Regions from separate parts of the Homo sapiens genome. Here region 1 is linked to region 2. A link is an interaction called in ENCODE POLR2A ChIA-PET data of the cell type or tissue named here. Cell type or tissue: K562. All regions are shown on one strand. Each heading gives the region's core, and the rest is flanking DNA. Links, peaks and the distances in the headings are about the cores only. Region 1 holds the start of SYNGAP1 (synaptic Ras GTPase activating protein 1). Region 2 holds the start of B3GALT4 (beta-1,3-galactosyltransferase 4).

The links. Peaks named below come from ENCODE experiments on the same cell type or tissue, not always from the same donor. Only the 100,000 strongest peaks of a DNase experiment are listed, where the experiment ranks them.
Region 1: POLR2A ChIA-PET joins it to region 2 with 12 read pairs; 19 of 35 experiments call an interaction of 5 or more read pairs at or near these places.

What each region holds. Positions count from the first base shown.
Region 1 is chr6:33,416,657-33,429,627 of GRCh38, reverse strand. It overlaps SYNGAP1 (synaptic Ras GTPase activating protein 1), which reads right to left and starts at 9,563. Exons shown (of 19, transcript NM_006772.3): 1 at 9,297-9,563; 2 at 6,030-6,151; 3 at 3,725-3,830. The coding sequence starts at 9,363. CUTA (cutA divalent cation tolerance homolog) reads left to right here and starts at 11,521. Exons shown (of 6, transcript NM_001014840.2): 1 at 11,521-11,669; 2 at 11,933-12,147; 3 at 12,318-12,377; 4 at 12,486-12,531; 5 at 12,659-12,708; 6 at 12,852-12,971. The coding sequence starts at 11,628. RefSeq lists enhancers at 1-556, 3,706-4,248. In K562, for the core only: CTCF peaks have their summits at 882, 1,977 and 3,548 (motif pointing right); DNase peaks (open chromatin) are centred at 1,527, 3,627, 3,747, 4,307 and 3 weaker places; H3K4me3 peaks cover 4,091 bases.
Region 2 is chr6:33,272,292-33,280,291 of GRCh38, reverse strand. It overlaps RPS18 (ribosomal protein S18), which reads right to left. Exons shown (of 6, transcript NM_022551.3): 2 at 7,566-7,664; 3 at 4,409-4,495; 4 at 4,226-4,327; 5 at 4,025-4,116; 6 at 3,781-3,901. The coding sequence ends at 3,826. B3GALT4 (beta-1,3-galactosyltransferase 4) reads right to left here and starts at 3,169. Exons shown (of 1, transcript NM_003782.4): 1 at 1,467-3,169. The coding sequence starts at 2,872. The coding sequence ends at 1,736. It overlaps WDR46 (WD repeat domain 46), which reads left to right. Exons shown (of 15, transcript NM_005452.6): 13 at 433-528; 14 at 682-795; 15 at 918-1,184. The coding sequence ends at 1,016. RefSeq lists enhancers at 1,573-2,304, 3,039-3,771. In K562, for the core only: CTCF peaks have their summits at 142 (motif pointing left), 2,162 (motif pointing left) and 3,015; DNase peaks (open chromatin) are centred at 121, 2,151, 3,041 and 3,550; H3K4me3 peaks cover 5,493 bases.

The sequences.
Region 1 (12,971 bases), core at 51-8,050, 150 kb before region 2:
CACAGCAAGGGCTTGGACTCCTGCCCCTCCAACATCTCTAATCTTGCCATCACCCACAGAATCTCCCCCTGCCCTCCAAATCCCTAACCTTCCCTTTGGCCTTTCTTCCTCTCCACACCCAGCTGGCAGCTCTCAAGGGGAGCCAGAGGAGGGAGGTTGCCAGAGAAGGGCGAAGAACAGGGTTGGACACAGAGCAGAGAAATGGGAGACAGAGCTCTGTGCTGGGGATATGAACCTCTAATGACAGTCCCTGCTATGACAGGCCTCACTGTGAGCCAGCCCGTATGCCTGAGTGGCCTTCCCTGATCCAAAACCAAGCCTGATCCTGCAAGGCCTACAAGAATCCAGTGCCTTCTCCCATCTTCTTCCCTTTCTTCTTTCAGAGATCACTTTACCAGAAGGCCTGACTCTCTCCTCCCCACTGCCTCCCCAGCTCCCAGACCCCTTCTTCTCCCACCATCTCTATCCAGTTCCCCATCTTAAGCTCTTATCCCCTGTTCTCTCTTCTAAGTCTGGCTTGGCTTTCTCCCACATTCCCATTCTCCAGCTATTCTTTCTCCCTGGCCTGCTGCTCTCTGCTCTCTTCTTCAAGCCTCTCTCATTCCTTCTCTCCTATCCCCTCCCCACTTTTCCTCTTTACCCCATTTCTTCCCTTTTTAAGCTTTTCTGTCCCCACTTACTGACCAAGCAGGGCTTACACCTGCCCAGCCCAAAGGTGTTTCATACACAGTAGAATTCCAAGGAACACATTCACACACTTACTCCCCCCAGCCACACCACCCACATCCAGACACGCCCTGGACACCCATGCTGGGATTGACACAGATACTCAGGCCAGTGCTGGAACACACATGCAAAGACACACACCTGCCACCAGGGACACAGAAAATCCTGCTCATAGGGCCACACATTCCCACACACAGAAGCCTGACAGGAGGTGAGCCCCAGCCAGGGATATGCATGCTCAGGGTCAGAGGTGACATGGACCAGCAAGGCCGCGGACTGCCCCACAAGCCCGTGGCTGGCCCAACAGCCCCCTAGGCAGGAAACAGGCAGAGGCAAGATAAGACAGGACACACTTGCACAAGGATGGCTGCACATGTGTGCACGAGGAACTGGGCCCCCGTGTGCACATGGCACCGACACACAGGAGACACGAGCATGGGCACGAACACACACGCGGACACACGGGCTGCCCCTTCCACCAGGGGCTCCAAGATCCCACACACACCGGCCGCCCCCGCGTGCTCAAGACCCTGTCCGCACGAGGCCGGTCCCCGACCCTCCCGTCCTCCGCTGTCCCCCTCCGGTTACCATAACTCCCCCCACTCGGAAGATGCAGCGAGAACATGCGGAGGGAGCAGCTGCCGCCGCCGCCGCCGCCACCGCGGCTTCCCCACCCCCCTCCCCGCGCCCACGCACACGCGCGCCCCCGCCCCACGCGCGCGGCGCCCCCCCCTCTACGCGCGCTCCTAGTCCGCCCGGCCCCGCCCTTACCTCGCACCGCCCCCCGGGGGGGCCAGGGGTGTCCCCGGTGGGGGAGGGGCCCCGCCCCTGCGCGGGGGAAGGGCGGGGTGCGGAGGGAGAGGGGGCGGTACGGCCCGGCTCGCGCCGCCCGGCGCGGTGGGGGCGGCGGCGGGGCCCGGGACGGCCGGGACGGCCGCGCGGTGACGGCCGCGGGAACGGCTCCCTCCGCCGCCGCTCCCGCCGCTGCCGCCGTTGCCCGGGCCCCGCCGCCGTTGCTAGGCGACCGCTGCTGCCGTGGCCGCCTCTGTCACGAGCCCTGTCGCCCGGAGACAGCGCGAGAGAGACGGGGGAGGGGGGCAAGGGGACCCCCAAAACAAACCAGGCCACCCACCATCCCCTCCTGAGCAGGACCCCCCCACACACACAAAACCGCGGAGAGAACGAGGGTTCGCGGCTCCACCCAGCAGAGGAGGAGCCCAGGATTCCAATGCCCCTCAAAGGTCCGGCGACCTCTCCCGGGCTGGAGAGTCCACAGCCTCAGCAAACACCTTGGCATTGCCAAGTCCCCAAGGTCCCAACGACCCCTATGTCCACTGCACATCCTCCATGCCCTTTACACATTCCATGTCTGCCTGAAGACCCTAAACGTTCACCCCCATCAACTTTCACTAAGCCCTCCCCCCAAATACATATGCCCCTGGAACCCCTCCCAGCCCCTACTGAACCCCAATACAGCAACCTCCACATGCCACCTCAACTCCAAACACACACGGTGTCCCCACCCAAAACACACGGGAGACCCCCGCCAGAGACCCCTAGACCCTGAGGACTCAGGATAAGGAGAAAGATGGGGAATAAGTGGGCAGATCTGCCAACCACAGGACACATGATAAACATGCTCTGTGAGCATGTGACCATTCTGGCCTGGAAACGCAGGTGTACACACATGCACACAAACACACACATCTTCCCCAGACATGAACATGACATACACACATATACATATACACACAGATGTGACAGACATCACACACATTCTCTGTATACACTCCACCACCACCTGACTTTGCCTCACAGAGATGTGCTACCCACACACCCCGATGGTATGGGGTTTCCATGACAATGACACACATCCCTGACCACCCACCCACCCACCCAAGGTCCCCAAACCGGCCCACAAGGCTAGTAGGGCCTGGACCTATCAGAAGGCTGGAAGGAGCCAAAGGATGGGGACAGGTCACTGGCTCTCTAAGGGAGAGAAACTGGTAGCTTGAATTCCTGAAGGGAGGGGGAGCTGGTGGGAAAAAGGGGTCACCTGGGGGTTGGAGGAATGGGGAACCTGGATCGCTAGGTCCGGGAAGGGAAATGAAGTGGAAGGGGGCAGTGACGAGGGGGTTTCCGGGGGCTGAGGGCGTCTCTCTGCACCTTGGCTGCAGATCTCTGTTCTCTGCCTTCATCTCCCCTCACTGTTCCCATGGAAACCTTTTAAGCGAACTTCTCAGGAAGACAAAAATCTTTTTTTAAATGACTAAAGAGGGGGTTGGGGGGGCAGAAAGGGGGAGGGAGGGGAAGAGACAGATGGAGAGAGGGAGAGAGTTGGAGAGACAGACCGCGCAGATAGCTCTACAGACAGAAAGGAGATGAGATGGGAGTCTGATGGACTTTCGCCGGGAGCAGAGGGGAGGGACGGGGTAATCAAGAGGGGTACAGAAAATAAGAGAAATCAGGGAGGAAAGAGAAAGGGTGATACAATTGCAGAAAATAGAAGCAGCTGATGAGAGGAGAAAACAGGGGGTAATAAAAGGAGACCTCAAGGACTGAAGGTCCGGAAGAAGAATCAGGAGCATAGGGGTGGGGAAGAGGTCTGGGGGGAGGGCAGGAACTAGGTCATTCTTTCCAAGATCCCAGACCAGGGGCTGGGAGGGGCAGGGGCAGGAACACACGGACTGGAAGCTAAAGATCTAAGGAGACTATTTTTACAAGCACCAGGAAAATAGTCAAACTTCACTGCTGGAGAGGAGAAAGGGAGCGAAGCCGAGCGAGGACCCACAGGGGCCTCTCACCCACAGCCCCTGTCCCGCTCCACCTTCCAGAGGAGGGCGCCATCTCCCCTCGGGAAGCAAGACTTTGTCTCCGCCTTCTCCCGCCCCCGGCCAGCTCCCGCCGCTCCCCGACGCCCCCGCCCCGCCAGCCCGGTCCATCTTCAGCCCTCTCCCCGCGCCTGTCCGGGTCATGAGAGCCTGCTCGGCCGCCGTACCATGCTCGCCGTGGGGCCGCCCCTCCACCGGCACGGAGACTGTGCGTCTCAGCAGTTTGTTGCGACTGGACTCGCTCCTCCGGTCCCGGATCAGTAGGGGGTGTATCTAGGGGAGGTGGGGGTGTGTCAGACCTCCCTGGCCCACGCCGCCCCTCCCCTCCCTCTTCCCCCCTCCGCCTCCTCCCAGGAAGGGCGGGCCTCCTTTTCCCCCTAAGCCTGCCCACTTTTTCTGCCCCGGCCCCTCCACACTTGGTGACTGGATCTCTCCCTTCTCTCCCCCAGTCTCTCTCTCTCATTCTTTGCCGTCCCACCCTCTTTTCTCCCTCCATTTGTCTTGAAACACCTTCCGGAGAATTCTCCCAAACCCTACTCAGCTCTTCTGCAACTCCTCAGAAGTTAGCTACTTCCTGAATCCAGTTTTCCCTTGACCTTCAGTTCCTCCATTCTCCCTGCTTTCCTCCCAACCTCCCACCTCCCTTACCCCCTTCTCTCCCTCCGAGCCTGTCACGGGGGTAGCAGAAGCTGCATTTATAATCAGGATCCACAGCTTGTCTCCCTCCCACGGCCCGGCTTGCGGCCAGACTGGGACCCAACCTCCCCTCCCGCCAGAGGGCCTGGTCACCTTCCCCCACCTTTCATCTCCTTCCATCACCCGACCCAGCATCTCTCAGTTCCCTTCTTCCCCTCAGCCATCACCTTTCCCTAAGCTTCACACCCAGCTCCCCCTGTCCACCTCCATCCCTACCTCCATACACCTCCACCCCTGCAGTCTCCTCCACCTCTACAAAGAGCCACAGGAACAGACCCCTCACTATCCCCCAGCCCCAGTTCCACCACCCATCCAATTCCAACTCCCTGCGTCTGTTCAGGCTGCTCATTTTCCCAATTCTATCTACTCCTCCTCCCACACACACGCCCTTCCTGCTCCAGACCGGCCATTCCTATTGCCCCTCAACTTGCTGGCCACTGGTCCCTTCAGTCTGTCCCTATCTCTGTCATTCCTTCATTACCCCAATCCATTGTCTTCCCTCTTCATCCCTATAACAGTCCCCACTCTGGGTTCCAGTTTCCCCCATTTCTCCTACAGACTCCAAACCTTGATCTAGGGGTTTGACCACAGTCACTCAAATGTCTCCCAATGGTGTCCAAAACTTAGACTCCCCAAGCCACCTCTCCTTTCAAAGTCACCATATCCTCTCCTTAACACCTCTACTTTACTCTGTGGCCTGGAAGCTGTCTACCCAGCCATCTCTCCACACTCTCACCTGCCCCCATAGGTCCCTTGACACTCTAGTTAGCCCTGACTCAAATTCTAACCCTTCCTCATCACACCATTCCCAATAACTTTCAGGGTCCATCTCTCACCACGTTTGGTTTTCCAGGCTACCCTACCATTTTTTAAAGCTTGTCCCCCAAATCACCCCCATTCCCTGACTCACACTTGTGGGGCACCATTCCAGTTTTTATCCTCTATTTCCTCCAATGGACACTCCTGCTGACCCAGCTCCCAAATCAGAACCCACACTTCCCTGGCTCTCAGATCTCCATACCTGGCCACCACCTCCCATAAGAGGCCTCTGTCCGTTTCATCTCCTTTACTCTGGCTAGTCCCTGCCCCTACTCCACTTGTACTCCTTTAGATAACTCCACATACTCCCAGTTCCCCTCCCTTATATTCCTTCCTGATGTCCAACCACTCCCTTGCAGAAGCCCTCTCAGTGTCTCTCTAAACCTTGATCTCAATCACTCTCCCAGTCTTCACCCCATCATGCCAAGATCCACTGACCTCAGTCTTCTTTCCCAGTATCCTCCAGCTACCTAAAACCTCCTCTATCCCCTGCCTTTTCTCTGCGTCCTGCAATTTCTCTTCTTGCACTCTGCCCCCTGATGGAGAAAGGACTGGGAGTCTTGCTCAGTGGGCAAAGCAGAGAGGGGTCCTGAGGATTGCTTTGGTTGGGAGGGCCTTCCATGTCTTCACCCCTTCTCCAAACCCTTCAGTTCCCCTTCCCCATTCTAACCTATCCTACAATATGGACAGTGTGAAAACAGGAGCCTCCCCACCCCCGAAATCTTCAGAACCACATCTCCTCCCCAACACAGCTCATAACCCTCAAAGACTCCCTGCCCAAGATGAGAGAATGACTACCCCTCTTGTCACACTCCAACCCAAGTCTCAATGGCCACCCTCCTGCCATTTGCAAATGTTTCTTCTTTGTCTGCCTTCTTTGTGTCTCTCTCCCCTTCACTAATGAGGACTCTCCCCATTCTCCCACATGCGTTTTCCCAGCCTTCTCACCACACTCACCTCATCCTCATCCAGCATGAGCAGCTGGTTCCCCGAGATGATGCAGAACCGAGGGTTCCAACCAGGACGATCATACGGGGAATGAACGTATTGGGTTCGGTGCATAGAGGGTCCCCGTACATCTGGAGGACAGAGACACACAGAAACAGTAAGGGAGGCTCTATGCATTTGGAAGCAGAGGCCTAAAATGGCAAGAAGAGAGTCCACAAAGTGAGAAGGGGACCCTACCGGCCTTCAGGAGATCACAGTTGAAAGTGAGACACCTGGCAACTCTAAAGGAACACAAGACAAGCATTTATACAAAGGGGAAAAGAGGAGAGGATCACATCACAGAAGGCTCTGGAGACTTGGGGGAAGAAATGCAGAGGTTCAGGGATGGGAATTATATGACAGAGAAGGTACACGTTTGGGGGCAGAGAAAGATGAAGGAGCTCTCCATCTACTTCAGGAAAATAAGGTAGAGGTGCCGCAAAATTGGCAGGAGAAAAACAGAGAAGTTGGTGTCAGATATCTGGGTAGAGGAAGGCATCCAAATAGCTGCAGAAGACAAGGACTTGGAAGGTGGCACCACCCCTCTATAAAAGAGTATGAGGAAAGCTACATGGCTGTGGGAAAGAAGGATGGGGTGTGTGTGTAGGAACATTGGGATCATGAGATTCTGAGGGCTAAATATCTAGAAAAGAAGAAGTCGGGGAGCTTACCTGTTCACAGTCAGAGACATGAGAGGGCCTCCCCTCCCAACTCTTCCCTCCTCTGTGCCCTCCTCCCCTAGTTCAACCCTGCTCATCCTTTAGGGAAAGTTCTGGTTCTTCTGGTGGTAAGGAGAAGATGGCTTTTGTCGGCATCTGGCTGTGGAGGCCCCAGGGCAGAAGGTGGGAAATATGCCCTTGTTTGGACAAGTAGAGACCAAATTTATCTCTTCTCCCATTCAGTGCCCAGAGATTCAACACTGCCCCCACCACCTCACCCCACCTAGTCTCAGTGGACAGGATGGAAGCCACTCCATAGGTCAGGAGCCTTCTCAAGGCACAGTGAGGAGCTTGAGGAAGAAAGATGTCAGGGGGAAAGAATGGAATATCCAGGCCTGGTGACACAGAGGGGCCTCCAAAGACAAGAGCTGGAGATGGGAACAAAACTTTGAGAAGAGAGAACAGTAGACCAAGTGTCGCCTATGGCTGAGATGAGACCAGGGTCCTCCTTCCCCAGCTCTGTTGTTCTTGCCATGCCGCTCTCCCTGCAAACTGCCTCTCCTTTAAACCCCAATGCCACACAGGCCCTATTGAAGTAAGAGAGATGTCACATTGGCGACAGCAAAGAGCTAGAAATTAGGCTTAAGGTATCAGATTTTAGATGGAAAAAAGATCAAACTCTGTCACCTTTATGGGATAACCATGAGTATACTGCAGGAGAACTGGTCTTTGAGCTTCATTCCAACAGAATGCACTGAGTAGCAGAGTTTTGCAAATTCAGCCCTTTTCTGTCTATAAATATGTCTCTCAAATTTACCCAACCTCCAGATCACAGTGAGCGATGAACCCTCAGAATGTCCACCATTTAGAAACCACATACTTTGAAACTCTATCTCAACCCATCTCAGAGACTAACTAATGTTCTCTAGATACAGAGATCACCAATACCTAGCCTCTGAAACTACAGACATTGCAGGCAACATGCCCACCGCACTTAGACACTTGGTATACCCAGAGGAGAAATCTGTTGATACACATAAGCATTTGGGGAAAGGGCTGGTTCAGGCTGCAGCCAAGGGAGGCGGGTTAGACTTCAGAGGGCATCTTTCTCCTGGCAGCAGGGAACTTAGGAACAACTCTAGAAACACACACACACATACTGTCTGGACTTGGTGAAGAATGATTCTGGGAGGCAGATGCAAGAGGCAGAGCAACATGGCTGAGAAACGGGAAATTTTTACTAGGATGAGAAATCCCTCAAGGGCTGAGATGGGGATCCCTTGTTCTAATCATCAAAACCTGTGTCTTTGTACCCCAAATCTCCAACACCCCAATAAGTAGAGGAGACAAGAAAAGAGAAATGATAATAAGAGTTGAGGTATTAAGGGAAAGTGGGTAGGCACAGACTTGTGGTGACAAGGAATGGTCTGGGAGACAAATAATAGGAGTAGATAGAAAAGGAGGCAGAAATGATGGTAAATGCCCAGGGGCAAGGGAATACACCTGAAGGGCTCGACTGGACATGTGTCAGAGCAAAGGAGGCAGACCTAATGCGGAGGCTATGAGAAGGGGTCAAGACGGACTAGTAAAGAAGTGATAGAGATATAAGGGAGCGACCACATAGAAAAGAGATAAGAGAGAGGCAATGAACACCAGAGAGGGGACTGATATAGGGGAAGGACAGAAGGGGGACTCATATAAGGAACGGACACCATATGGGGGGAAAGATATAGGTGATGGACAGCAGAGGAGGGAGGGGGAATGGAAATAAGGATTGGAGGGGTGGGGGAAGGGGGTAAAAGTGATGAAGTGAAGACAGCATTAAGACCCCAGAGGTTACATTTTACTGGTCAAGAGCCTTTAAGAGGGTCAGAGTCTGGGGCAGGATCCTAACCTGTCCCCTACTCCCATCATTTCATCTTACTTGTACTGCCACCCCCCCAAGCACACATAATTTGGCCCTCCCCCTGCCCTGGTCTCCCCTCCCCCACCGTTCCCTCTCTCTTCTCTCTTCCCTCCATCTGGACCCTCCATCCCCCCACCCCCCACTGCCTCCCTCTCTCTCCATCTGGCCCCTTCTCTCCCTCCATCCTCCTCTCTTTTTCCGCCCCTTACCATACTCTGAGTCCCCCACCAAATTATCCCCCCACATCTTCTTGGCTTCTCTTTTCACCCCTATGTTTTCATTTCTCCTTCCTAGCCCCTCTCCCAAGACTCTGTCCCTCTATTTCCTTGATGTTTTCCTCATCACTCAGCTCCCACCCCCAAATTATTTCTGCAGCTTTTTCCCCAACCCAATCCTTCTACCTTCCCACCCCTTTCTGGCGCTTTCTTTCCCCTTCATCATTTTCCCTTCAGCCCCCTTTCAAGGCCCATTTCCTGGCCCCTCCATCCCTTATCTACCCCTATCCCTCTGGCCTCCAATCCCTCCTTCCCGGTTGCTCCCACCCCTGCCTTCCCGGTCCTCCCCTCTCCCTCCATTTCAGCCGCTCCCTTCCCTCGGCCCCGACTCTCCCCCGCCCCCTGCCCCTCCCCCTGTTGCCCCCCATATGGCCCTCCCCCTCCCCCCACCACGTACCTCTGAAGGGGGCATAGGACATCGCGGGGATGCTCCCCCGATGGATGGAGGCTCGAGACCTGCTCATCAGGCCTGGGGGGAGGGGGCGGGGGGACGGGGGAGAAAGAAGAGAGAAAGAGGGGGAGAAAGAGGGGGAGAAGGAGGAGGAGGTGGAGGAGGAGGAGGAGGAGAGAGGAGGAGAGAGGAGCAGAGAGAAGCAGAGAGGAGGAGAGAGGAGGAGGAGGAGGAGAATAAGAGCCAACGGCAGCAGCGGCAGCCGAGAGAGAGGGGGGGCGGGGGAGCGAGCGAGAGCGAAGAGAGCAGGAGGAGGAGGAGGAGGGAGAGACTCTGCAGCCCCCACCCCTACTCCGGGAGGCCCAGATTGTGAGAGAGAGAGAGACCCCTGACTCAAAAACACACCAGAGAGAGACAGAGGTCCTAAAGATGCAGACCCCAGACCCTGAGACAGAGAGACCCTAGACCCACAGAGAAAGATACTTCACCACCCCCCACTGTGGGGTAATTTGAGACACAGGGCCAAAATCTAGAGGAAAAGAGACTCCTGATTTGAGGAAAAAACGACCCCAGATCCCCCAGAGAGAGAAGCTCAATATCAAAATCTGAAAATCCAGTCTAAAAAGGGTTCTCCATACCTACAGATATCTTAGACTCCAGACCCTGAGATGATGATTTCAGGGACCAGGACCTGAGACCTAGACTCAGAAAAAGATGAGGCCCAGATTCAGAAAGAGCCAGATGTAGAATTAGAGCTTAGAGAACTCAGACCTAGAAAGAGACCCCAGACTCAGATCTCAGAGACTGATAACTTAGAGACAGAGACACTCCTGACTTAAGGGGAGATAGAGACTTCAGCTGGTCCGGAGATGGACAACTCAGAGACCCAAAATTCATGAAGAAGACTTCGAAAGACCTCAGAGTGCGACCACAGACCCTGAAACATAGAAACCCCCCAAACCAGAAGCATAAAAGGAAACTCAATCCTAAGAAAGATCTCCACACAAATACTGAAAGACCCCTCCGAAATCTGTCTCAGAGACAAACTCCAAACTCAAAGACAGAGATCTCAGGGAACCTCCCCTCCCCACTTCCCTGCCCTAGAACCTCCGAGAGGTATAACCCTGACGTCAGCCTGGGAAACTCCGAGGCATCCCCACCACCAGACCAATGACCTCAGACCTTGAAGGGAGGGGAAATATTGGGTGGGGGCAGTGGCAAGAGCTTTTTTCTCTGCACCTCCTCCCACCTCTCTGCCTCTCATTGGCCCCTCTCTCCATTTTTGGGTCACAGGATGTGCTTGGGCCCCAGGGAAGTTATGTAGGGCAGGTCCTGGCTCCTTGGGGGATGGGTTAGGGAAAGGAGACCCGAGGCTGAGAGGTGGACCAATCCTGGGGAGTGGAATAGGCAGGGAAGAGGGGACAGAAGGACCATCACCACTGTCCCCATCCTGCAGCCCTCGTTCTCCTTCCCTCTGATTCAGTAGTCTGTCTCAAGCTTTGGGTTTTCAATTAAGATGGCTAGGCCCCATTTTCACCATCCTCTACCACAGGGTCTCGCTCTGTTTTAAAATGCTTCTTTCCTCAGCTAGCTATTGTCTTGCCATGCCCGTGCCTGCCTAATCACTCCCTGCTACCCAGGGACAGCGGGCTTCTAGATCACCGTTGTTCATTCCCAAACCCAGGCATATCTCTGCCCAACTAAAAGGGCAGGGGGCGCTCTCTTAACCCCTGAGTTTGGGGTGAAGGGTCCTTCTCAGACCCTCCCACTCCTTAAGACCTCGGAAACAGTGCAGGGGAGGTCACTAGGCACATTGTGGGGTTTAAGGATGATTCCCCACTCCACAGCCTGACGCATCGACTCTGCGGGGTCTCTGGCCCCCCTTTCCTGGAACCAGCTCTCGCCTCACGTGGCCTGCGAGGCTGGCCTGTGATTGGCCACTTGGCGTCACTCACTGAGTGCCGCCGCCGAAGAGGACCGGCCCCCTCACGTGACAGTGGAACGCCGCAGCGGCTCTCCTCAGCCAGCAAGTGGCAGTTTCGGGTTCACACGGAAACGGGCGTGCCATTTCCGCGCACGTCTGCAGATGCGGTAGTCGATTGGTCAAGTCTCCCATGGCTCCTCCTTCATCAGGAGGTGGGCAAACCGCGCCATGATAGGGTCGGGATTGGCTGGCTCTGGAGGCGCAGGTGGTCCTTCTTCTACTGTCACATGGTGCGCGCTGTTTTCTAATCACGTGGCTGCCACCCAGGTAAGAAGAGGCCGCTCTTCCTGGGGTTGTTTCTCCGTGTGACGTGTGGCCTTTGAGATCAACTCTCCTGTACCAGCGTAGGCCGCATGAGTGGGGGGCGGGCTCCCGCGGTCCTGCTCGGCGGAGTGGTGAGTGACCGGCCCCGCCCCGCCCCTTCCGGTCCTCGAAGCCTCGACCGCTACCCGCACCCTAAATCCCAGAGGTTGGCCCCCTGAGGTGTGAGTGAAATGAGCTTTTGCTTTATTTTCCAAGTTTCTCTCTCACCTTCAGGGGCATTCTTCGGGGGTGCATCAGAGGGAGGGCAGAGCCTGAGGATCTAAGCGAAGGCTTCCCCGGGTGTAATTTCCTGGGCTGTTTGTGAGGAGAGATCGAATTCGCCTCCTGCTCTCAGGCCTCTCTGCTCCTGTCTTTTGTTTGGATGCCGGCGCTGCTGCCTGTGGCCTCCCGCCTTTTGTTGCTACCCCGAGTCTTGCTGACCATGGCCTCTGGAAGCCCTCCGACCCAGCCCTCGCCGGCCTCGGATTCCGGCTCTGGCTACGTTCCGGGCTCGGTCTCTGCAGCCTTTGTTACTTGCCCCAACGAGAAGGTCGCCAAGGAGATCGCCAGGTAGGGACCTCGATGTGCAGCGAGAAAGGATGATCATGAAGGGACAGTTGGGGGTGGGGCAGAAGAGTGCTGCTTTCTCCTTTCTCCAGCTCTGGAAGCCTGTCTCTGGGCTGCCAGTACAAAAACTGGGGTTATGGGGTACTCTGAATGGGACTGTCTCTTCACTCCAGGGCCGTGGTGGAGAAGCGCCTAGCAGCCTGCGTCAACCTCATCCCTCAGATTACATCCATGTGAGTCATAGGAGTTGGGGGGTTAACCTAACTGTAGGAGCTGACTGGGAACCTCTTTCCTGGGGGAAATTCTTTGCTCCCCACAACTCTCCCCCTCTGACCTTTCAGCTATGAGTGGAAAGGGAAGATCGAGGAAGACAGTGAGGTGCTGATGGTGAGAAACATTTCCCCCACCCAACAAAATATCCCCAATCCCTGACCCCTTTAGCCCTTACCCCTCTTCTGAGAAACTGAACTCAATCCCACTCCTTGATTCAACCATGTTTATCTTTGTCCCTTAGATGATTAAAACCCAAAGTTCCTTGGTCCCAGCTTTGACAGATTTTGTTCGGTGAGAACTTTGAGATGGATGGGGTGAGGGTGTGTACTGTGTGGGTGTGACTTGCTGGGCAGTCTAGGGCTTGCGTGTAAGGGAGTGGGTTCTTTTGGGTAAATCTTTGAGTGATCCCCTTCCCCCACCCACCTATTTTGTAGTTCTGTGCACCCTTACGAAGTGGCCGAGGTAATTGCATTGCCTGTGGAACAGGGGAACTTTCCGTACCTGCAGTGGGTGCGCCAGGTCACAGAGTCAGTTTCTGACTCTATCACAGTCCT
Region 2 (8,000 bases), core at 1-8,000:
CACTGCTGGAGAAGGTCAGGTTCCCCCCTGCTGGAGAAGGTAAGGTTTCCTCTTCCTGGAGAGGGTGAGATTCCCCTCTCCTGGACGGGGTCAGGTTTCCCTCTGCTGGAGAGGGTGAGATTCCCCCTGCTGGAGAGGGTCAGGTTTCCCTCTGCTGGAGAGGGTGAAATTCCCTCTCCTGGAGAGGGTCAGGTTCCCCCCTGCTGGAGAGGGTGAGATTGCCCCTGTTGGAGGTGAGGTTCCCCTGCTGCAGAGAGTGAGGCCCCTGCTGCTGGGGAAGGTGTGGTTTGGGGTTGGAGGTAGAGAAAGCTCTCCTGATGTCTCATGCTGGGGGTCTTGGGTAGAGGGGTTCAGCAGCCTCCCTGGCTTCTCTTTTTGGTGCTACCCTCCTGTGGCTCCTTGCTGAGTCCTGTCCCTCTGTGACACCCCCAGGTACCTGCAGAGCTTATTTGTCTGGACCCACGAGCCCTGGCCGAGGTGGATGTCATCTCCCTGGAGCAGGGAAAGAAGGAGCAGATAGAGAGGCTGGTATGGAGCAGGCCCCTGAATGCCCAGGCCCGTCTTCTCCCCCACATCCTCTCCCCACCATGGCTTGTCCCCAGAAGTGCGGCCAGCAGGTGGGTGCTGCCAGTTCCCTGACTCCGAGGCTGTAACAGATATCACTCCTGTCCCCTCCCTCAGGGCTATGACCCGCAGGCTAAGGCTCCCTTCCAGCCAAAGCCAAAGCAGAAGGGCCGCAGCTCCACGGCAAGCCTGGTGAAGAGGAAGAGGAAGGTCATGGATGAGGAACACAGGGTAAATGAGCATTGGCATGGGCCGGGCCTTCCACAGGCTGCACCCTCCTGCTTGTGCCTCTGCCCTTGTCAGCCTGCCACTTCTCACTCTGTGCCTGTGTCCTCCCCGTCTCCGGTCCCCAGGACAAGGTCCGGCAGAGCCTTCAGCAGCAGCATCATAAGGAGGCGAAGGCCAAGCCCACGGGGGCCCGGCCATCTGCCCTGGACAGATTTGTGCGCTGAGCCAGACTCCAGGGTTGCCTGGGAACAGTCTCTCCCCAAGATCACCTGTAGGGAAATGAGTGTTCCCTGGAACAAGGAGGTGGGGGCAGTGTGGCCCCTTCCCCAACTGGGGGTGGACAGCTGTCTCCTGGGGTGGGTTGGTATTAAAGAGGAAAGCGATTTTTTGGATAATGTGTCTGGATCATCTTGTGGACCTGTTCCCCTCCCCCTTGCCAAGCATGAGGCCATTCTAGGATCGGAGGGGTCAGTGTCCTGCCTCTACCCCCACCCCATACCTTGTGGCTGCTGTGGCCTTAGCTTTGCCTTTTAGGGGCCTTCCTCCTCAGAGAGGCTGTCCTCTCTCCCATGTCCCTGGAGATGTCCTTCCCATGCAGCAGGGTCTGGCAGCCTCTGGGCTCTCCAGGTTTGTGGTGTTCTGGGGGTCCTGGTGAAGACCACACTGCACTCGAAGAAGTGGAGACAAGTTTATTGAGGAGCTTGACACCCCTCTTCTGCCCTAGCTTGAGAGAACAACTGCAGCATTTTTTTCTTTTTCTCTTCCCGATGACCATCTTTTGGGCTGGCGGGCCAGGCCCCTGGGTGTCTCCCATATCGCTGTCTTTAGTGAGACTGAGGATCTGGTATAAGGAAACAGATCAGCTGCAGCCAGTGAGGGCCCCTGCGTTGGGCCTGGGAGAGAGAAGGTCCTGTTCCTGCCTTTCCTGTGGCCCCAGGCACTCTCAGCTCTGAAGCCAGGCTATTGCTCGACACCGCAGGATGCCCAGGACTCCCTGGAACCAGGAGCAAAAGGGCGCAGTCCTTTCCCCGTCAGAGCCACCCACCAGCTTCCAGGCTTCCTGCATCTTCCAGGGGTCCAGCCTGTGGGACGTCAGCAGGAATTTCCCATAGCAGCACCGGTCTAGCGGGTAGTGGGTGGCACCAGCCAGCTTGACACACTGTGTTGGGGCGAGGCCTCCTCGTCGGGCACTTACCCCCACAAAGACATCCTCTAATGGGAGAAGGGGTGCCCGGCTGGCCACCTTGAGAATGAGCTGCACAGCAGACGCTGACAGCACATACCCCGTGCCTGAGGCATAGGGTGGAAAGGGGCCCCAGGTGTGAGGCCACTGCTCCTCTGATACGCGGTGCCTGCCCCCCGGTGTCCGAGAGGGGTTCACGCGCCAGTGCACCCGGCCCAAGTACAGAAGAGGCACTTCCTCGCTGTGCAAAACCTGGCCTCCTTCCTGCTCAGCCTCTCTCTGGGGTTCCGTGCTTCTCTCCCATTGCCCCCAACGGCCCCCTCGCAAGACCAGCTCTGATACCAGTTCAGGGACGTTGACATACACATCATCGTCCGTCTTGAGGACGTATCGGGCCATGGGGCAGTGTTTCTCAGCCCAGTTCAGCCCGCTGAGGGTCTTTAGGGTGAGGTTGCGGTAGGAGTCCTGGAAGGCGGCCTGCAAGATATCCCCCTGGGCTGCTGACTCCGAGGCCAGGTCACTCCCCTGGGAACCCCACACGGGGTGCTGTGCGTTCGGCTCTCCCAGCAAGAATAGCGTCTGTACCCTGAGCCCCCGGGCCTCGCGCAGCCCGCCCCACGAAGCCCGAATGGCGTTTCTCTGGTTCAGGTTCTCCGGAGCCGTGCACACCAGGATGAGCAGGAAGGGAGGGGCCCCGGGACCACTGCAAGCTTCCTGGTTGGGGATCAAGAGGCGGGGCAGGGCCAGGGGCGGCCCCGGTGAGGCGGGGGCTGGGAGCAGGGAGGCTAGTGAGAGGCTCAGCAGCTCCTCCCCCAACCCCGAAGGCCCGAAGAGGGTCCAGACGATCACCAGCAGCAAAGCGGCGAGAAGGAGGCGCCGGAAGAGCCTGAGCTGCATGGTGCGGCGTACTCCGAGGGGATCCGTAAGAGCGAAGGGCGGAGACTAGCTCCCCGGGCCTGGGTCACGGCCGGGGACTTAACCGACCACGCCCGGGATGCGGAGGTCTGAGCGCGCGACCGGGACCAGCGCACCCTGGGGGGCGGGGAGAGGCGGTGCAGCTGCGGACCGCGGTCGAGGCATGCTGCGGGGGTGGCTACCTTGTCGCCGCGGCCTCGCCGCCAGCAAGCTCCGCTCCATGGCTGGCCGACTGCGGCACTCACGGCCCCTCCCCCGCCTCGCCCCGGCGGCCGGTCTGCCGCCCGCTTCCGCGTTGCGCGCTCCCATCCCCGCCGGAAGCGGCGTCGGAGCAGCGCGGCAGGGCGCGGAAACCCGGGCGGGTGGAGTGGCACCAAACGGAGTGAGACCGGTCTGTCCAGCCGCTCCCCATCCCAACCCACCGACGTACTCCACCAGGGAGACCACACCCTTCATAACCAACGTCCGCGTTTTTGCCTTTGTTGCTTCGGTCACAGCCCGAAGGATTTTCCCTTATGACTAGATGACCCCTTAAAAGAAAACAAAAACAAAAACAAAAAAACCCAGAGTGACCAAGACCTGCAAACTCACCTTAACTGCAACTGGCTAGGCTCAGCTAACCCACTCCACAATGATGCTGCACACCAACCCCAGGGTGTTGGTCTCTAAACTGGTCTGGGTCAGCCCCTCAAGGCTGAACTGTTTTACCCTCACATTTCTCTTTACAGAGAGGGACATCACTAGCTACATATAGGGAGACTGGGGGGTCTGCAGCATCACCACTGCTAAAACTAATAGCACTGTGTGGGCAACTGAGTAGGGCAGCTCTAAATGGAAAAAGGACCCAGCACTTTAACATTCCCTATTAGAATGGACAGAAAGGACAGGAAGCCATAGGTATATAAACTATTTATTAACAGACAAGGCCTACAGACTTATTTCTTCTTGGACACACCCACGGTGCGGCCACGGCGGCCAGTGGTCTTGGTGTGCTGGCCTCGGACACGAAGGCTGCAGGTAAAAAGAGAAGAGTCACAGGTCATGCACAGCAGAAACAAAAGGTTGGGGAAAAAGAAGAGCGAGTAGGAGGAATGCTGAGTCGAGGTAGGCAGGGAGATGAGACCCCCCACTCACCCCCAGAAGTGACGCAGCCCTCTATGGGCCCGAATCTTCTTCAGTCGCTCCAGGTCTTCACGGAGCTTGTTGTCCAGACCATTGGCTAGGACCTGGATTCAGAGGAGGGGGCAAGGGATGTTTTATCCCCTGACCTCCTATGCCCAATTCTGTTAGGACCCTCCACCCTTCCTCTAATCCTGCCCTCATTTCAGTACACACCTGGCTGTATTTTCCATCCTTTACATCCTTCTGTCTGTTCAAGAACCAGTCTGGGATCTTGTACTGGCGTGGATTCTGCATAATGGTGATCACACGTTCCACCTGGCAGGCAGACCAAGGTCAGATCTAGATGGACCCCTTTCTGAGGCTGACCCCACCCCCAGCCCCCTTCCTTGTCCTCACCTCATCCTCAGTGAGTTCTCCCGCCCTCTTGGTGAGGTCAATGTCTGCTTTCCTCAACACCACATGAGCATATCTTCGGCCCACACCCTGAATGAAGTGAGGGGTTTCGGAATTAGTGTTGAATCTGATTTTTAAATTCCTTTATAGCCTCATTCAAAAAGCTCACAAAGGTAGGATCTGCAATAATCTATTTTGCAATCCCCTAGGTCACCCTTTCCTCACCCACCTTTCCAGATATAAACCGTTCGACAGAAGGTTAACTTTGGGCCGGTCGCAGTGGCTCACGCCTGTAATCCCAGCACTTTGGGAGGCCCAAGTGGGCAGATGACATTGAGGGCAGGAGTTCAAAACCAGCCTGGCCAACATGGTGAAACCCTGTCTCTACTAAAAATACAAGAAAAGTTGCTGAGCATGGTGGCAGGTGCCTGTAATCCCAGCTACTTGGGAGGCTGCAGCAGAATAGCTTGAACCTAGGAGGTGGAGGTTGCAGCAAGCCAAGATCACGCAACCACACTCTAACCTGGGCGACAGTGAGACCCCGTCTCAAAAAAAGAAAAAAGTAACTTTGTTCAGGGGTATGACTGAATCATGAACACAGAATTTAGTATTACAGACAACCCTTTGAAAGCAGGCAGTATCTTTTTTTTCCCCCATTGCTCAGCATATGTAGTTGTCACTAAGTGCCTTCTGATTCTTGCATTTAGGAGAACAAGGGGCCTGCCACTCCAAGCTGATGCAGTAAACCAGGGTCTTATGAGTTACAGGCTTTGATTAAGGTATTGGGCTGTCAGTTCCTCAGAATCTCTAAGGGTCACAATTATTTAGGCAAATCACTGTATCCCCATAATCAAAGTATTCCAAGATCACAAACTCAATTTTGTCAGTGCCCAGAACTGACTGCCCAAGTTATTATAAAAAGAAACTAATGCTTACATTGGTAGCATCACATCAACACCAGCACTAGCACCCATGCCATCTGAACTCATGAACCAAAGTGATTTGGAGAGTGAAGGAGGAACTGAATACTGAGCCCTGCCCCTCATTTTGTCCAACTAGAACATCAGAATGTGGCCCTATTTGGAAATAAGGTCGTTACGGAAATAATTAGGTAAAATGACGTTATATTTGATTAGGGTGGGCTCTAGATCCAATGACAAATCATGAGAGAGACACGAAGAGGACCATGAGATGACAGCAACAGATTGGAGTAATGCAGCTACAAGCCAAGGAACACTAAGGATTACTGACAACCACCAGAAGACAGGAAGAGGCAAGGTAGGATTCTTAAGTGCCTCCAGCGCCAAGAGTAATTTTCTGCTTAGTTTATATGAACTTGTTACAGTAGGCTCCAGGAAACTAAAACAAATGGCAGTTCCTATCTGCAAGAAAGAGATCAAGGGTTGGCTTCACCGTGGCTCATGCCTATATGCCTGTAATCCCAGCACTTTAGGAGGCTGAGGCTGGAGGATCACTGAGCCCAGGAGTTCAAGACCAGCCTGGACAACACAGCAAGATCCAGATTAGCCAGATGTGGTGGTGCACACCTGTAGCCCCAACTACTTGGAAAGTTGAGGTAGGAGGATTGACTTGAGCCCTGGAGGTCGAGGCTGCAGTGAAGAGTGATTCCGCCACTCCAGCCTGGGCGACAGTCTCAAAAAATAAATGTGGCTGGGTGCAGTGGCTCACGCCTATAATCCCAGCACTTTGGGAGGCTGAGGTGGGTGGATCACCTGAGGTCAGAAGTTTAAGACCAGTTTGACCAACATGGTGAAACCCCATCTCTTCTAAAAATACAAAAATTAGCTGGGCGTGTGCCTGTAATCTCAGCTACTTGGGAGGCTGAGGTTGCAGTGAGATAAGATTGCACCATTGCACTCCGGCCTGGGTGACGGGGTGAGACTCTGTCTCGGGATAAATAAATAAACATGACCAAGGGTCAAATTATTAGGTTGATTCAGAAGAGAGCAGGGTCTTTCAAATTTATTAATTAAATGACGAGGTTTCACCATGTTGACCAGGCTGGTCTCGAACTCCTGACCTCAGGGGATCCGCCCACTTCAGCCTCCGAGTGAGCCACTGCACTAAGCCTCAAATTTAATTATATGTTTACAAGTGAAAAGATTTACTTCAAAATGGGTGTGGGAAGAGATATAGATGAAATAAGATTTCTAATTTTTAGTTAGATACATCCATGAAGGTTATTCTCTATTACACTTATGAATGCTGCACCTCTACTTAAGCCTCACAGCCGGTCTCTGAAATAAGTACAGTATTTCACACTGCCTTATTAGTTTCACAGAGCACCCAACAGAAGGAATTTCCCTCTACAAATTCCTCAACAGAGCCAACAGTATCCCTACTACTATCCATTCCCTAACGTCGCCTAAGTACCTACCATGCAACAGAAGCCAAGAAGACAGGCCTAGCCCTGCACGCATGGACACATACTGGTAGGCTATTTCCACAACTAACTACACATTCTGACTTAAGGGAAAAAAAAAGAACGTTATGTATCTAGAAAGCCAAGAATTCATTAGGTTTGTGGAGAGAAATACTCAAGTGAAATAATATTCTTGCATTCATTGATTCGATTCTTAAAAGCCAAAGAAAGATGGATGTACTCCTTCACACTTCGACAGGAAAGGAGTGTCAATTATGGCTCATCTGAGTAAATGTCCCACTCAGACTTCTTCCACCCTCCATCTACAGGCTTCTTCACACTTTTTATCTGTTGGTATTTCTACTTATCCCTCAAGATGCCCAATAATCCTCCAATTCTCAGGGAATATAAATTTCGCAGGAAGGGTTGCTGTTATGATGGTGGGATGGGTAAAGAAACCGAATCTAGAAGAAATCTCACAAGCTCGTGGTTCAGGAAAATCTTAGCGAATTCGGGTGAGCAACCATACCTCCTCCCCACTTCCCCAGGTGAAATGTTTTGGCTTGACCTTAGACCACTATCTTGGCTTTAATCACTTATTTTCTGTGGTAAATGCTAAAGGGGTCAGTCTCTCCCTAAACCACTTTCTTTTCTTAATCCAGCAGTCAAGGTGATCTGGATGAGACTCAAGTCTCCCCAGCCTTGCTTCATTTTTGCTTATGTCTTCACAACCCAATTCTCATTTACATTCCCTATTCCTTACCCTACTTCACTTACCTTAATGGCAGTGATGGCAAAGGCTATTTTCCGCCGCCCATCGATGTTGGTGTTGAGTACTCGCAAAATATGCTGGAACTTTTCAGGGATCACTAGAGACTAGTTGAAAAAGTACGGGGGAAGAAATCAGACACAGTAAACTATCAAACAGTAAGGCCGATAAGGCAAACGAACTTCATACAAAAAGGTTAAGCCTGTCACACAAGTGGCAAGACACCCGCCCCCCATTCCTTAGGTTTTCACACCACAGAGCAAACTCCTCAGTCCTGCAGAGTAGGCACATGAAGCGTTCAAGCTTGGGAAAATGCAACCTCTGGAGAGAGGAAGCAGGTCTCCTGCCCATTCCCAAAAGTGCGTGGCAAAAGCCAGAGTTCCCCATATACGCCCAAGCCTTAGACAGCTTTCGTGCGCCCGAGCAGTGACCCTTCCTCGGGC